Regions from separate parts of the Homo sapiens genome. Here region 2 is linked to region 1. Evidence: chromatin loops called from intact Hi-C (ENCODE). Cell type or tissue: PC-9. All regions are shown on one strand. Links, peaks and the distances in the headings refer to the core of each region. The heading gives the core; the rest is flanking DNA.

The links. A loop is a pair of places that touch in the nucleus more often than their neighbours do. Peaks named below come from ENCODE experiments on the same cell type or tissue, not always from the same donor. Only the 100,000 strongest peaks of a DNase experiment are listed, where the experiment ranks them.
Region 2: a loop joins it to region 1, with 14 times the contacts of the local background. A loop is called at or near these places in 3 of 110 quality-filtered maps.

The regions. Positions count from the first base shown.
Region 1 is chr10:125,260,274-125,269,119 of GRCh38, forward strand. It overlaps LOC105378542 (a long non-coding RNA gene), which reads left to right and starts at 2,824. Exons shown (of 3, transcript XR_946435.2): 1 at 2,824-2,907; 2 at 3,071-3,174. RefSeq lists enhancers at 2,802-4,001, 3,347-3,641, 6,237-6,738, 6,739-7,238. In PC-9, for the core only: no CTCF peak of the experiment used is centred there; DNase peaks (open chromatin) are centred at 3,468 and 4,788; H3K4me3 peaks cover 1,244 bases; H3K27ac peaks cover 3,327 bases.
Region 2 is chr10:125,197,576-125,206,421 of GRCh38, forward strand. No RefSeq gene overlaps it. Among named protein-coding and RNA genes, the nearest start is that of CTBP2, 41 kb to the left of the region's middle. RefSeq lists an enhancer at 4,131-4,250. In PC-9, for the core only: no CTCF peak of the experiment used is centred there; DNase peaks (open chromatin) are centred at 3,636 and 4,596; H3K4me3 peaks cover 1,453 bases; H3K27ac peaks cover 2,917 bases.

The DNA.
Region 1 (8,846 bases), core at 460-8,459:
TAGGTTGGAAAGGAGCCAGCATACCTCTCTTCGTCGTATTTGCTAACATCTGTCCCATTGTCCATATCAGTGCCCTACAGGCTGTTAAAAATGTTGAATATCACACTGCACACAGGTAATGGCACCAGCACACCATGCATTCCAGTAGTGGTAGGTCCTCAGTGGCATGGCGCAGGCACGCTAGGCACAGGGACCAAAATGTGTACATAGGATGGGGTGGGGCAGCCTCCTGAGGACAGCACAGCATAGCGAGGGATGAAAATATATATATCAATGACCGTCAGCCAGTGAGAAACATGGGAAGGGTCATAATAAAAATGTAAATTACTGGCCGGGCACAGTGGCTCACGCCTGTAGTCCCAGCACTTTGGGAGGCTGAGGTGGGTGGATCACAAGGTCAAGAGATTGAGACCATCCTGGCTAACGCGGTGAAACCCCGTCTCTACGAAAAATACAAAAAATTAGCTGGGCATGGTGGCACGTGCCTGTAGTCCCAGCTACTTGGGAGGCTGAGGCAGGAGAATTGCTTGAATCCGGGAGGCGGAGGTTGCAGTGAGCTGAGATCGTGCCACTGCACTCCAGCCTGGGCGACAGAGAGAGACTCCATCTCATAAAGAAAAAAAAATGGTAAATTACTGCCCATTCATCCATCCACCCATCTGTCTGTTCGTCCATTCATATGTCCATCTGGCAAACATGAAGTGAGTATCTACTATGTGTTGGGCACCATGTCTAATGTTGACTCCAAAGAAACAAGACTCCATTCCCATCCCTGAGGCTCAATGGAGACAGTTGTTTGTGCGATCTTGATGAAATTTGACATCGCCTTCAAAGAGGAAACTGTGCCTGCTGGTAAGTGTGTTAAGTGGGGATCAAGGAAGGCTTTGGGGTGTCAGTCTCTTTGAGAAGGGCCTCGAAAGGTGAAGATGGGCAGGATCCAGGTGGTGGAAGATGGTGAGGGAGGAACGGCAGGTCAGGCCGGGAGGAGGGTGTGTGTGAACAAAGCCAGGAAGGTGGGACCCCATAGAGAAGTTTGGGATTGGAGGGGAGTTGGGCTTGCCTGGAGAGCAGGGTCTTAGGTTCCCCATGGAGGAAGAGTGGGAATAATAGCTGACCCCCAAGTAGAGCTTGCCACGTGCCCAACCTTTTGTATCTACTACTACGCTTAACCCACACTCCAGCCCTATGAGGAGGAGCCATTTACCCCTCCTTTGCCTTCACAGTGAGGACACTCAGGCACACCTACCCAAGGTCCAACAGCTGGTGCCATCCCAGTGGCTCTGGGGTGGTCATATGGTTTGGCTCTGTGTCCCCATCCAAATCTCACCTTAAATTGTAATAATCCCCATGTGTTGTAGGAGGGGCGAGTGGGAGATAAATGAATCATGGAGGTGGTTTCCCCCATACTGTTCTCATGTAGTCTCATGAGATCTGATGGTTTTCTAAGGGGTTTCCCCTTTTGCTTGGTCTCTCATTCTCTCTTTCCTGATGCCATGTAAGACGTGCCTTTCACCTTCTGCCATGATTGTGAGGCCTCCCCAGCCACGTGGAGCTGTGAGTTCATTAAACCTCTTTTTCTTTATAAATTATGCAGTCTCAGTTATGTCTTGATCAGCAGCATGAAAGTGGACTAATACAGATGCAAACCCAGGTTTGTCTGGGCCTGCTTGCTCCTCTCAACCAGTCCGGGACAGCCCCAGGTGTAGGCCCTCAACAGGTGCTTTCCAAGGCTCCTTCACTGATGGCCACCATAGAAACAGTCGTTTGTCATCTCCCTTGGGATGCACTTGGCTTTGGGTCCCTCTGAGCTCTTGGACCACCCCTAGACACAGCTGAGCATTTCTTCCCTGCAGAGCGAGCAGGCCAACCCTAGAATGCAAAGCTCAGCCCCTCTCTGAGCCATGTCTCCTCTCTCAGCCCCTCACTCCCCGCTCTGAGAGAACACACCACTCTTCAAAAGAATTCTTTCTCCTTGTTACCTTCACTCCAAGGTTATCTGCTCAAGTATGTACCGAGTAAATGAAGTTGTTTGGCTTATGGATACAAATAGATACTGCTTTTTTGACTTGCAAAATGAATTCCACCGTGACTGGCTCAAACTTAAGTATGCTAATGCTCAATGAACCAGTTGTCTATTTATTTCTGTTTATGCCTGCAGACCCATTAGCAACTTTTTCTTGTTTTCTTTTAGAATATTAAACGGTTCCAACATATTCTAAAAATTAGTTGATTAGCTTGTTAGGGCACATTTTAACTGCTAGCTCCGCTGAACCAAAGGAGAAAATGAAGGTAATTTTGTTTGCAAGGAATGTATGATTTGGAGCTGACTGTTGAAAGATGTGCCACGTCAACGTAATGAGGGAGCGTAATATCTTAGTTTGCATCAATATGGAAATAACTGTGCGCTTTGACAGACCTGATGCTGAAGGCATCACCAGCCTGCTCATTATGCATTCCAGCTCTGATTATGAAAAATAGTGTGTTTTCCTTTAAAGAGGAATCTGCATTATCAATCAAACCACACCAATTATTTCAGAAAGGGATCACAGTGAAGTAGACATGGGGGCTTTTCAACTAGAACAGCACCGGATAAGCAGGCAGATCTTAGGGGGTGTGATATTTTTATTTCGTGACAGTTGTTAGTTTAATTAGGAACACTAATGAAGTATTTTGTGCAGTGGCACCCAGACAACCTGCTTTCCCTGCTATCATCTGGATCTTTATTATTTTGTTTTAATGAGCCCTGCCTTCAATAATATCAATGCACTTCTAATGATACCTCTCATGCAGGCTGATGATTCCAGTGTTCTTCTCACAGGGTTGTCATGTCAGGGAAACATGGAAAGGAAGGGAGGTGAAAAGAGACAATAGGAAAACCGTAGGCTGTGACGGGAAAAAATGAAACAGGTATGAAAACAAAACGATGCTCATTGCAACATAAAGTGTTTCTTTTCATTTTGTGTGTGTGTGTGTGTGTGTGTCGGCGGGGGTGAGTGGGTGTGCAGTCTGTCTGCGTGTGGCATGTTGGATTGAAGGTTACACACTTATTATTTTTATTCTGACCTTGCAGATGAGTGAGAAGAAAAGTCCAAGAGCCAGGATGACGGCGCAGTGATGGCTCACTTTGCGTTGCTGTTCCGTCCACTGTTCCACTGACTGTGAACTCTGTCAGAGGTGACAGGTCTTGTTTATCTTTAGAGGCATCCCGGTGGGTTACCCTCAGGACCTGATGCACAGTTGGCATCAGAAACTGTTTGCTGAATGACTGAAAGAGCGTTCTCCTCTTAGTTTGAAACCTATAGCTAGATGTACTTGGGGAGCATACAAAGACATGCGTTTTCTTGAACAAAACACAATAAAAAACTAATAAGAGGTACGGGGGACATTGAATAAGTATGCAGGAATTGGACTGGCCTGGACACACTCACCTGGTGGCCTCAGCCACGTTGCATCATTTTTCCAAACCTCCATTTCCTGTAGAATGAGCGGAGGTGTGAATTAGTGACAACATACCTAAGGTATCTGGTGCGTGGATGGCATTCCTTCCTGGCAGGTCATCGCTCAGTAAATATTTGTTGAATGAATGAATTGGGGAAAGAATGGAGAGAAGATCTTGGTCATCTTCCTCTTAAATTCCCATAACTGTTAGGGTCGTGTTGTTGCAGGAACTGCTGGGTGGTCTTGGTGGCAGGGGTGGGGAGGGGATACATCCCCCAAAACACTCCAAGATGGATCCCAGAGAAAGCTCAGTCCGAGCACCCTCTCTGCATCCAAACCCTAGTGCCTCCCGCTCCTGGGTCTTCCCTGCCTGTTGCTCCCCTTTATAGCCACACTGAGCCCCATCCTGGCATTGGGTGGGCTTCTAGCTGTGGGCCAGGTGGCAGTGCCTCCTCAAACACAGCCTTGCTTCTACCCTGAGTAGGTCATGGTGGAGTTGGGATTCCCTACTCCCAGGGTGCAGCTGCTGGGACGCAGGCTGGGGCAGCACTGGAAGCTCTAGGGGATGAACCAGGGGTCTGGATCCCAGACACCCTGGGGAAAAAGGCAGGGGCTTGTTTGGGGAGAGCTGGTGCTGGGAGCTTGAAACCTGATGGCCTTACACAAGGCCTTCTGCAGGCCCCTGGGCCATTGCCCAATTTCCTATACTTGTTCATGCTTTCACAAATGCATTTGTTCATACAATCTGCACAGAATGCAGCAAGTAAGGCTTGAGTTCTGCCCTCCAGGGACTTGCAGTCTAGCAGGAGGAATAAGACAAACTCTATAATCTAAGTTAGAAATGATGGGGCCGGGTGTGGTGGCTCATACCTGTGATCCCAGCACTTTTGGGAGGCTGAGGTGGGCAGATCACCTGAGGTCAGGAGTTTGAGACCACTGTGGCCAACATGGTGAAACCCCGTCTTTACTAAAAATACAAAAATTAGCTGGGCGTGGTGGCGGGTGCCTGTAATCCCAGCTACTCGGGAGGCTGAGGCAGGAGAATCGCTTGAACCTAGGAGGCAGAGGTTGCAGTGAGCTGAGATAGTGCACCACTGCACTCCAGCCTGGGTGACAAGAGCAAAACTTTGTCTAGAAAAGAAATAAAAGTTAGAAATGATCAGTGCACTACACAGCACTGCTCCAGTGCCACATGGGTTCTGAACATGGAGGGATCACAGGCAGCTGGGGGAAATCTGAGAGGGCTTCTTGGAAGAAGTGGCATTTTATTTATTTGGCAACAGCATTTCCCGAGCACACCTCTTGCAGCTCCCTACTTCCTGCAAGCCTGGGGCTACCAGGTCTCTGCTCTTATGGAGCTTGTGAAATAGCAGAGGTGACGTGCAGAGGCAGACAATGAGCGAGCCAACAAGTACCTGGAAGGGACACTGTGCGGAGAGCAGTAAGTGCAGGGAAGGAAAGTGTCCTGGGCTTTGACAAATGTGTAGAGCCCGGTCCCTGGAGAAGAGGAGCCCGGGGCACCCCCGGCAGAGTGTAATGAGGGAACAGGCAGGGAGGGGTGCAGGGGAGGGAAAGAGAGAGAATCCAGGGAGGGTGAGTACGGTTGGAGTGAGCTTGGATGCCAGGCTAAGGAATCACCTGGCGAGCAGCAGGGAACCAGAGCAGGCTACGGAGCAGGGGAGGGAGTGGCACGATGAGAACCAGCTGTGCCTTAGGAAGCACAGCTGAGCAGCAGTTGTAGGGTGAGGCTGGAGGTGGAGAGACACCCCAGGTGGGTCCTGTGAGGAGGGGGTGACCACTGGGAGTGTGTGGAGTCATCTGAATGCGGAGGGCAGGGGTCTTCCAGAGGGGTAAGGACCAGGCAAATGATGCAGTGTCCGGGAGGTGAGAAGGGGGTCAGGGTACAGATGCAGAAACAGAGTGGGGAGATGCAGACAGCTAAGGATGGAGCATTTCAGCAACAGGACTGTGGCCGCCCTTCGGCAGCATCTTTCCCATTCTGATCTTACCCGGGCTCAGGTACCCCAGGATGGACAGGCCAGGAATGGGAGGCAGACACTTCTCAATGGGCCGCTGTGGGAGCCAGGCCCTGAGGCATGGTTTCCCAGCACCCGCCCCCTCTGTGGCCACATCTGCACTATGCCTGGAATGAGTGGGTTTTTGGTAGGGTTGCCAGATTCAGCAAATAAAAATACAGAATGCCCAGTAAAATTTGAACTTCAGAAAAACAACAAAAGATTTTATAGTGTAAGTATGACCCATGCAATATTTGGGATATGCTTAGACAAAAAAATTATTCATTGTTTATCTGAAATTAAAATATCTGAAATTAAAATTTAACTGAAGGTCCTGTATTTCATATTGTAACTCTACTTTTTTTTTTTTTTTTTTTTTGAGACACGGTCTCACTCTCTTGCCCAGACTGGAGTGCAGTGAGTGGCATGATCTCAGCTCACTGCAACCTCTGCCTCCCAGGCCCAAGCGATTCTCCTGCCTCAGCCTCCCGAGTAGCTGGGATTACAGGCACGTGCCACTATGGCCTGGCTAATTTTTGTAGTTTTAGTAGAGAAAGGGTTTCACCATGTTGGCCAGGCTGGTCTTGAACTCCTGACCTCAAATGATCCACCTGCCTCGGCCTCCCAAAATGCTGGGATTACAGGCATGAGCCACTGGGCCCAGCCTGTAACTCTACTCTTTGGTACAACCTATATGCCAGCCATGTCCCAAGAAATAGTATTTCTGTCCATGTGTGCATGTGTGTGTGTATAGGAGAGAGAACTAATTTTACTAGCTTTTGGAATAGATACAACAAAAAAATCAGAATGAGTCAGCTTTGAAGCTGTCTTGTCAAATGGACACTGAGCTGCTTTCCTCATGTTAAGCCCGATTGGCTTGGGGGACCCCATGCCTTGGACGGTGCATCTGCTTAGAGGATGGTGACTGCGGATCCCTCGTTGACACCTCCTTCTTTCCATGGGCAGTGGCAGCCCCGCCTCAGGGTGGAGTCTGACAATGTCTCAGGATACTGCCGAGTTCTAGTTTCTAACCAGCAAGAGCCCCGAATGGGGGTGGACGTCTGGCTTCCCCACGCCCGCCCTGGAAATATGAAGTGCTGGCGATGGTGTAGGAGCTCAGGCGAGGTCTCCTGTGTCACGCTGTAATTTGTACGGAAGGGAAGCAGGATCCCATTGGGCTGTCAGCTGAGTGTCAAGACACCTGGCAGAGCTGGCCCTGGGGGGACATTGACATGTCCTTGGCTCCTGCCTGGGTTCATCCTTCCACTGAGACGCTGCGGGCAAAACTGCTTCTTGAGGCTTCCAGGCAAGCCTCCCTGGCCTGCTGCCACTACCGAGAAGAATAAAAAGGTGGACTTCACAATGGATCCCTTTGGTCTGGGGTGCTGTGTGGAGTGTGAAGCCCCTGGCAGTGGGTGCTGACGGTGGGCATCTCCTGGCCCTTGAGGACTCCGCACCGAAGTTCTGGGGAGGTGGGCGATAGCTTCATGGGCACCGCTCCCTCGAGGCCTTCCTGCTGAAGAAATAAGGCACATCGAGCCCTGCTCTAGAAAGCACCATACTGCTGTCAGATAACCAAATCGACCTTCCCCTCCTACCCTGAACTCTGCCGCCATCTCGCTCCAAAACTTGCCAGGAGTCAGTTGTGGGGAGCACAAGGGTGGGATCGGAGCGGACCAGCAAGTGCTGAGTTTTTACTGGGAACCCCACTAAGCCGAGATGTAAATTCCTCAATGTAGCGGGGAGATTTCTTTTTTCATCGATACATAATATTTGCACATATTTAGGGGTGCATGTGTTATTTTTACATGCATTGAATGTGGAATGATAAGTCAGGGTATTTAGGGTGTCCATCACCTCAAGTATTTATCATTTCTATATGCGGGGAACATTTCAAGTTCTCTCTTCTGTCTGTTTTGAAATATATAACCCTGGTATGCTATTGAACATTAGAACTGATTCCTTCTATCTAACTGCATTTTTGTAACTATTGCCCAACCTTTTTTCATCCTCTCCCCACTTCTCAGCCTCTGGCAACCACTATTCTACTCTCTACCTCCATACGATCCATGTGGTTTTTTTTTTTCTTTTTCTTTCTTTTTTCCTCCAACATGTAAGTGAGAATGTGCAGTATTTGTCTTTCTGTGCCTGGCTTATTTTACTTAACATAATGGCCTCCAGCTCCATCCACAGTTGCTACAAATGACAAGATTTCATTATTTTCATGGCTGAATGTATTCCATTCTGCATCTAGACCACATTTCTTTATCCATTTATCCCTTGATGGACACTTAGATTGAGTCCATATTTTTGCTATGGTGAATTGTGCTGTATGGGAGCACAGGTATCCTTTGATATACTGGCTTTTTTTCCCATTTGAATAAATACCCAGTAGTGGGATTGCTGGCTTACACGGTAGTCCTATTTTTAGTTTTTGAGACATCATCTCCATACTGTTTTCCATAGTGACTGTACTAATTGACATTCTTTCTAACAGTGTATTAAGAGTTCCCTTTTCTCTGCATCCTTACCAGCATCCCTGTTAGTTTTTGTCCTTTTAAATAGCCATTCTGGCTGGGGTGAGATGATATCTCATTGTGGTATTGAGTTGCATTTCCCTGATGATTAGTGCCGATGAGCATTTTTTCATATAGCTGTCGGCCATTTGTATGTCTTCTTTTGAGAAATGCCTATTCATGTCTTTTGCCCACTTTTTTTTCTTTTTTTTTTTTTTGAGTCGGAGTCTTGCTCTGTCACCCAGGCTGGAGTGCAGTGGTGCAATCTCGGCTCACTGCAAGCTCCGCCTCCCAGGTTCACGCCATTCTCCTGCCTCAGCCTCCCCAGCGGCTGGGACTACAGGTGCACGCCACCACACCTGGCTAATTTTTTTGTATTTTTAGTAGAGACGGGGTTTCACCGTGTTAGCCAGGATGGTCTCGATCTCCTGACCTTGTGATCCGCCTGCCTCAGCCTCCCAAAATGCTGGGCTTACAGGCATGAGCCACTGCACCCGTCCTTTTGCCCACTTTTTAATAGGGTCATTGGGTTTTTTACTGTTGAGTTGTTTGAGTTCCTTGTGTATTCTGGGAATTATTCCCTGCCAGATGCAGCAAATGCTTTCTCCCACTCACAGGTTGTCTCTTCACTCTGTTGATGGTTTCCTTTCCTGTGCAGAAGCTTCTTACCTTAGTATAGTCCGTTTGTCTATTTTTTGTTTTCGTTGCCCATGCGTTTGAGATATTAGCCATAAAATCTCTGTCTAGACTAAAGTCCTGAAGTGTTTTCCCTGTGTTTTCTTCTAGTAGTTTTATAGTTTCAGGTCTTATGTTTAAGTGCTTAATCCATCTTGAGTTGATTTTTATATACGGCGAGAGATAGTGGTCCAGTTCCATT
Region 2 (8,846 bases), core at 266-8,265, 63 kb before region 1:
CAGTTTCTTTTTTTTTTTTTCTACAGAAATACTCATTTTTTTTTTTTCTCCAGAGAAATACTCATGCATGCTTAAGAAGCCAAGACAAGGATGTCCATTGCAGCATTGTTTTTAATGTGAGACTCTGGAGAAACCCGTATGTTCATCAATAAGGGACTGGTTAAACAAATTAACAACACATCCATACTGAGGATTGGGCCACTAAACTGTAGAAAAAAGACAAATGAGGCCAATATGTACACAGTGATTTGGAACATTCTGCAAAGCAAGTTGCAAAAGATACATAGAGTATGATACTGTTTAAATTAATAAAAGCCCAGCAGATAAAAAAACTCAACTACATATTTCTTTAAATGATATTTTTATATGCTTGTTATTTATATTTATATTTATTTGTTTATTTTTTGAGATGGTGTCTCACTCTGTCGCCCAGGCTGGAGTGCAGTGGCACAATCACAGCTCACTGCAGCCTTGACCTCCCGGGTTCAGGCGATTCTCTTGCCTCAGTTTCCTGAGTAGCTGGGACTACAGGTGTGCATCACCACATTGAGCTAATTTTTAAAATATTTTATAGAGATGGGGTCTCCCTACATTGCCCAGGCTGGTCTTGAACTCCTGGACTCAAGTGATCCTCCTGCCTTGACCTCCTAAAGGGCTGGGATTACAGGCGTGAGCCACTGTGCCCAGCCGATAGTTTTATATGCTTCTACTGATAAGTTCATAGAAACAAATCTGGAAAGATCCACACTGTACAAATGCCAGGAGTTACTTTGGAAAGGAGTCTGGAATTGGAAGTGAGGTTCTGAGGGGACTTGAGTTGTATTATTTGTATTATTTTAACCTGTATTATTTGAATAGTTCATAATGAGACCATATTCCTATTTTATATGGTAATTGATGCAGAAAAACTGCCTTGTAACATAGGCCCCAGCAGATCCTGTGAGGTCGCCAGAAGGCCGGGCACACCTGGACCCACCTGTTTCATCTGCGCTGAATCCACAGAGATAGTCCAGAGGAAGAGAGGAGGAGGAAAGAGAGTGGAATCTATCGAGCATCTCCTACGAGTCAAACCCCATGCTAGGGCATTCAACTCGGAATTATCAGAGCTGAGTGCAACTGCTGACCTTGTTATTACCTGTGTGACCTTGGGCGAGACAGTTAGCCATTCAGCTATTTGGGCCTCCAGTTCTTCATCTGTAACATGGGGATGACATCACTTGCATTGTCTGATTTGTGCCAGACAGAATTCAAGGTGCTAACCGAACAGCTTCAAGGACCCACAGATCCAAGTAAGAGAATGTGAAACGGCGAAACAATTTGAGGGCCTAGGATTGCTTTCTGACCATGTGGGTCACAGGGTAGGTGTTTAAGAGATAATCCTTGAAGGTACCTGTGAGATGGTGTCAGCTCTTCTCAGCGCAGGGCTGAGCCTTGATGAGTGCCTGGAGGCTTCTTAGGGTTTTGCTGTTCTCAGTCTGTGCCTTTGAACCTTTGATGTAAAAGAGGCCTTCAAACAACAGAAATAAAGTGGGTGTTGATGCTGGCATGGCATTTACAGAGTTAAATCCACAAAGGGAAGTAAGGAAGATTCCAGATGGAGAAGACCCTCCAGGGGAAAAATTAAGATGAGAAGAGCCATCCATTAGGGGCCATGTCTTCCCTTTCTGAGACCATCTCTAATGCGATTCATCAGTGTCAAGGCCAGCAAGAAAGACCTGCAAGGATCAATTCCTCTGTGCAAGATAAAGAGTTTAAAATAATTGTATATATGTAAAGTATTTGCCTTCTCATAATTGAAGAGAACAGAGAGAGAGTCAAGAATATTTCAGGGAGAATGTCTTCGCTTCATGTCTAGAGTCTGCAGCATCATGCAGATTGGTTAGTAGCTGGCAAAGAGCCAAGAAGCTTAATCAATCTCCAAAGTTTATTATGAGTAACCCCCAAAGCTAATGGATCATTCTTAGCAAGAACATCATCCTGGTTATTTCCTCATTTTTATAAATTGATCTATAACGTTAAATCTGGGTCCTTGAGAGGGCTGCTAGGGGCATTAATAATCAGTGAATCCAGCAGAATTCTTTTGTTTCCAAAAAGATCAAATGAAACTGTTCTTGTTTAAGTTGGGATAGGATCCTACCTGCTCAGACCGCACTCCCTGACCCCTACAGTGGCCCTGCAGTGGCCCCACAGGGACCTCCTACGAACCTTAGGGCTCTAAAGAGCACAGTTTGAAGCACTGATCTCACCAAAGTCCCCCATTTTGCAGATGAGGAGGCTGAGGCCCTGAGACAGGAGGTGACTTGAGCAAGGTCATGCTCAAAGTGCATGTGGCAGACATGATTGGATGCTACTCAGCAGCCATTGCCCAACTCCCTTTGTCTTGCTTGAAGAGCTCATCTCACATTATACGGGCTAAAAATGCTGGCTGCTCACCTTTCTGTCCTCTCTTCCAGCTGCAGCATGGGCACTGACTCAATCCTGCCCAATTCTGGAAAGGGTCTACTTCCCTGGCAAAAAGAAGCCAGCAAGGAGAAACTGTCTTTCTTTTTGACTTTCAATGTGTTTGTGGCGAGTATGTGATGACTGGAGCTGCAGCAGCTATCTTACAGCCATGAGAGCAAAATTTGAAGTTGACTGCTAATTAGCTGGTGTGTAGCCAGGAGACAGGAACCACTCTAGGTGTTTAAAACAGAGGAAATTAATGCAGTGATTGCTTACATAGATGATGGAAGACTGATAAGCCAAAGGGGAATGCCAAAGCACCTCCCCTGCCCCAAGAGGTCAGCAATTACAGATACTGTTAACACTCCTAGGGCTGGAGGGACAGAGGAGGAAGGAGTAAGCACCCAGAAGCTGGAGCTGGGATCTGAAGTTACAGCCGAGAGCCTCTTGGAAGGAGCTGGGAGCATCAGGGTGGTGTCTGATGGGAGCTTGAGCTACGTACAGCAGAGGTTCAATCACTGCCAGAGATGCTGCAGGAAGCACAGAGGGAGGCAGAGACATGCCCGACTCACTCCATCTGCCCTTCAATCCTCCATCAGTGCCTCCCATTGGCTGAACTCCCTAGAATCCTGGGAACTGCAGTTCTCTGAAACAAGGCAGAGCAGAGAATGGAGCTGAGAGCAAATGGGCAGTTGACCCTACCCATCACACTAAGGATGGCATGGCAGAAAGACAGAGGGCCCTGTGGCTTTAGTGATGATATTGTTAAAACATGGACAAGTCCATATCTCACCCGTTGCTGGATATCTCCTTCTGGGGATGGGAAAAATCTGAAGGCTGGATGTGGTGGCTCATACCTATAATTCCAGCGCTTTGGGAGGCTGATGTGTGAGGATCACTTGAGCCCAGGAGTTTGAGGTTGCGGTGAGCTATGATCACACCACTGCATTACGGATGGGGCAACAGAGTGCAACCCTGTCTCAAAAAAAAAAAATCTGAATTCATAAAGCCTCCTGGGCTTGGGCATTTTGTTCTTGTAGGTTAATGGTCTCAGTGCTGCACCAGGTCTGAGTCAGACCCATGTCTTTCAACTGCCAGTCCTGAGCCTGGGCCACTGCACCTGCAGACAGTGACAGAGGCCAGAAACCTGAATCTTTGTCCACTCTGCAGGTGAAGGAGTTCACTTTGACAGAGCAGAGAAACAGAATGAGTCAGCAGCAGGTCCACACGCTCCTTGTTCTACAACAGAAAAGCTGCTCTGAGTAACTCATGCACAGAGTGAGAGAAAGAGGAAGGACCTGGGCAGCCCCCATGACCAGCCCCCATGAACCACTGACACGGTTCCACGTCAATGGAACCATGGACAGAGGTGCCCACGGGGCTAAATCCCAGGTTTTTCCTGGGGCCAATGTGTGAAAGCCGAGAGTTCAGCTGAATGAGTCACCTGAGCCTGTGGTTTTTACACTTTGTTTAGACTCAGAATCCAAGAACACTTTGCTCAGAAGCCCAACGTGGGGTTGGGAACCCCAGGTATCCCCCTCCATCCTATCCCCCAGCCTGTGGGTCTTCCCAGTGCTCTGGAGGCAGTTTGAAAACAGCTGATCTCAGCCTGGCCAAGATGGTGAAACCCCGTCTCTACTAAAAATAAAAATAAAAAAAAAATTAGCCAGGCGTGGTGGTGGGTGCCTGTAATCTCAGCTATGAGGGAGACTGAGGCAGAGAATTGCTTGAACCCAGGAGGCGGAGCTTGCAGTGAGCCGAGATCGTGCCACTGCACTCCAGCCTGGGCAACAGAGCGAGACTCTTTCTCAAAAACAAAACAAAACAAAACAAAAACCAGCTGATCTCATCTCCCTAAGTTAGTTTATAAATGAGGAAACTGAGACTTCGGTTCTGTTACTTGGTTGCAGTGACAGAAACCCTACTCAAGCTAGCCTGGGTGGCCGGGGGACTTACTGGCATAGGCAGGGATGGAGCTGGCCCCAGGGATCAGGGGCATCATCAGCTTGGCAGTTGTTGTCTCTTGTTCCCCTCCTCACACCCACACTTCACCCCACATCTGCTGGCTTCTCTGCATGCTGGTGTCGCCACCTCCTACCGCAGGCCAAATTCTCTTTCATGGTCAAGAATGTGGCTGCTGGTATTTCTGGATTTGCTTCTCCCACTTAGCCCCAGGACAGAATTCTGAATGCCTTTCTCCTGATTCCAGGATGCAGACTTCTGGGGACACATTTGGAGCCTCTGCCTATGGCTTGGACCACTCTTGGCATCAGGGGAATGACATATCTGATGGCCCAGCCTTAGCCATAAGCTCAGCCCGAGGCCTGGGAGGTTCATCCCAGAGAATGTGCAGGTAGCCCAATCACGGCCCCTAGGAAAGGCCTGAGTATGGAGTGAGTCCCCAGTCTGTAGGAGTCAGCTTCAGAAAACCTGGCCTGAGCCCCAGCGGGGTCATGCACTTTCGTTGGCAGTCTTGGAATCCCTCCGGTCCTTGGTCCCATTAGCTATGAAACAGGAAGACCACTTCCCATCTCACAGGCTTCTGGTGATCATCAATGAAGAAAAGAGGGCCAGGCATGCTGGCTCACACCTATAACCCCAGCACTTTGGGAGGCCAAGGCAGGAGACCAGCCTGGGCAACATAGTGAGACCCTGTCTCTACAAAAAGTAAAAAAATAGCAGGGCATGGTGGTATATGCCTGTAGTCCCAGCCACTCAGGAGGCTGAGATAGGAAGATTGCTTGAGCCCAGGAGCTTGAGGTTGCAGTGAGCTGTGATTGCACCACTGCGCTCCAGTCTGGGTGACAGAGTGAGACCCTGTCTCAAACTAAACCAAACAAAACAAAGAAAAGAAGTTGAGGCCAGGTGTAGTTGCTCACACTTATAATCACAGCACTTTGGGAGGCCAAGGTCGGGGGACTGCTTGAGCTCAGGAGTTTGAGACCAGCCGGGGTAATATAGTGAGACCCTATCTCTGCTGAATATAAAAAAAGAATCAGGCTGGGCACGGAGGCTCATGCCTGTAATCCCAGCACTTTGGGAGGCCAAGGTGTGTGGATCACCTGAGGTCAGGAGTTCAAGACCAGCCTGACCAACATGGAGAAACCCCATAAAAATACAAAATTAGCCCGGTGTGGTGGCACATGCCTGTAATCCTAGCTACTTGGGAGGCTGAGGCAGGAGAATTGCTTGAACCTGGGAGGCGGTGGTTGCAGTGAGCCAAGATCGCGCCATTGCACTCCAGCCTGGGCAACAAGAGCGAAATTCCATAAAAAAAAAAAAAAATCAGTCGGGCATGGTGACACATGCCTGTGGTCCCAGCTACTCAGGAGGCTGAGGTAGCAGGTTCCCTTGAGCCCGGGATATTGAGGGTGTAGTGAACTATGATCGTGCCACTGCATTCCAGCCTGGACAATGGACTGAGACTGTCTCAAAATAAAAAAAAATAAAAAAAAAATAAAAGAAGTTGAGGAATGCTTAATAGCTAAATCAAGGAGGAGCACATACAGCTATGCTATAGGTGAGATTTCAGAACGGGCCCTCCAGACACCCAGTCACGTGCTCTGGCTTTGGTGCCAGGAGCCCTTCCCCTGTGGGAGCCCTCCCAGAACTCCCTTTGGGGATGCAGGGGGAGTGTCCAGGTCAGCCTCTTCCTCTCCAGGTGAACCCCTTTCAGAATCCCGACCAACAACCTCCTGGAAATACCTTCCCAGGGAATCAATTGCTGGTTTCTAGCATTTTTATTTCTGGGGACTGTGATTCTTATTTGGTTAAATAACACATTTTAAAAAATTGTTGTGATTCCATACTGAAGCTTCCCATATGGTTAATTGGAAGTGTTCTCACAAATATTGCAGGCTGTAAAAACTAATGAGGTAAATGGAAAATTTATCAAGTACCACAGTTAGAAATTAACTTATTGCTTGCTGCTGCACTCATGACTAATGAAGTCAGAGGGGGCTCTTCATACACAGAACAAGAACACAAAGGGTGGCCAAACTTGCTGGCCGTGATGCCAAGGAAAATCCTTCTACCTGCCCTTCTCAACCTCTCTCCCCACCTCCCCTCTGCCAAATATCAGATGAGTATAGCAAATGACTAGGCTTCCTAAGTCTGTATCCCAAAAACAGTACATGCATTCAATTATGTACCATATCAGCAATAACAACAGTAGTTAGCATTTATTGATGCTTGGTGCTTGGCACTTACATGCATTATCTCAAGTTCTTCTTACCTCAGGGAAGCGAGGCAGGTGCTATGATTACCTACCATTTACAGACGAGGAAACAGGCTCAGAGAGATGAAGTGAGTTGTACAAGGTCACCCATTCCTAAGCAAGGAAGCTAGAGTTCAAACCCAGGCCTGATTCCAGTATCCACAGGCATTATACCTGCAGTGCATGAATTCATTCATTTACTCAAAAGGTGCATTTAACAAAAGGTGCTGAGAGCCCACGCTGGGCCACACGTCACATGCTCCTGGAGATGCCAGGGTGGGGTGGGGCAGTGATGAAGGATGTGGTTCAATCCAGCTCCCTCTGCCCCTTACTGGCTGTGGGATGGGGCAGTGATGAAGGATGTGGTTCAATCCAGCTCCCTCTGCCCCTTACTGGCTGTGGGATGGTGCCAGGGCTCTGGCTACTCCTCCAGACTCCTTCTGGATTCTATTTCACGCCCTGGAGGCTGACCTGCGTGGCCCATATCATGGACTTCCTGGACCTCTGCTTCTAGTTGAGTTTAGCCGATAGGAGACACTGACAAGGGATGGGAGACAGTAGGAGAGTGGGGAGGGGTGATCTTTCTTCAGCTCCCTGCCAGCTGGTTGTCAGGGACTGGCTGCACCTTTCACTGAACACCATGGCTTTCACTGTCACCCCTTACTTCTGCAGGCCAGGAATGGGCAGAGTCCCCTGCTGTCACTGGCCCGAGGAGACTATCCCATCCCTTCTTGGTTCCCTTACACCTTGCTTCCACTTCCGTAAATCCCCCCTTCAATAAACGCCTCTCAAATAATGACTTTGAGTGGTATCTCTTCCCTGCTGGGACTGTGATAGAGCCACAGGGTGGTTTGCTCGGGTGACTTGCTTGGGCCTCAGTGCCCTCACCTGTAAATTGGGGGTAATAATGAGCTGTCATGTGGATTACAGTAACCAGGTGTAAAGTGCTTAGAACAGTGCTCAGTACTTAGTAGATACTCAGTAAATGCCAGCTTTAAAAAAAAAATTAATTTCTTTTAGGTTCCACGATACATGTGTAGAATGTGCAGGCTTGTTACATAGGTAAACGTGTCCCATGGTGGTTTACTGAACCTATCAACCCATCACCTAGGTATTAAGCCCTGCATGCATTAGCTGTTAGTCCTGATGCTCTCCCTCCCTCTGGCCAGCTTTTCTTATTGTGAAAACAGGGTCCTTCCTTTAAGGACTAAGTGCACTGATTTCCAAACCTGAGCATCCATGGAATCACCTGAGATGCTGGATAGGTGTGCACAGTCCAGCTCCAGCCTCTGGGCCTAGGACAATCCCTGCAGGTGACTCTGGTGAGACCCCCGTAGACAGACTCCAACCACACGAGAGGGATGCTGCCCAGAGGGAAGGGGCACAGGGCAGGCACCTTTGTCAGGTGGGGAGGCTGGACAGGGAAGGCTTGCTGTGGGGGCTGCCACTGCACCTGGACCTAAGTGTAAGCTGGTGGAACAGGATGTCCAGGTCCAGGACTGGCCTGGAGGTGACAGCAACTTGGCATATCAGGGACAGCCAGAAATTTGGGATGGCAGAAGATGGTGAGAGATGGGGCTCTCTGGTAGGCCCTCTGTTGGACTGTAGCTCAGATGTCATCTCTTGGTGAGGAGTCCTTGCAGGCCCTTGGCCTTGTCCTCCTGGTCTTTCCTTCCAGGCAGCTCCTCCACCCTTTCCTCACACAGCCAAGCAGGACTGTCTGCCGATCCTGGAGTGTCCCTTCCTGCCTTTGACCCTTTGCTTAGAGGGCTCGTTCCAGCTGCAGCTCTACCCCTTTCCACCGTGAGATCCTTCTCACCCCTTTGGCCCCATTGCAAATGCTGCTTTCTTCAGGAAAACTCCTGATTAAATGTGTTGGAAAGACCTCTTCTACTTTTACAAATCTATGGTGCAGGATTGTTTTTCTTTTTTCTCTCTTTCTTTTTTTCTTCCTTTCTTTTTTTCTTCCAGATGGAGTCTTGCTCTGTCACCCAGCCTGGAGTGCAGTGGCACGATCTCGGCTCACTGCAACCTCTGCCTCCCAGGTTCAAGGAATTCTCTTGCCTCAGCCTCCCGAGTAGCTGGGATTACAGGCACCCACCACCATGCTAATTTTTGTACTTTTAGTGGAGACGGGGTTTCACTATATTGGCCAGGCTAGTCTTGAACTCCTGACCTCAGGTGATCT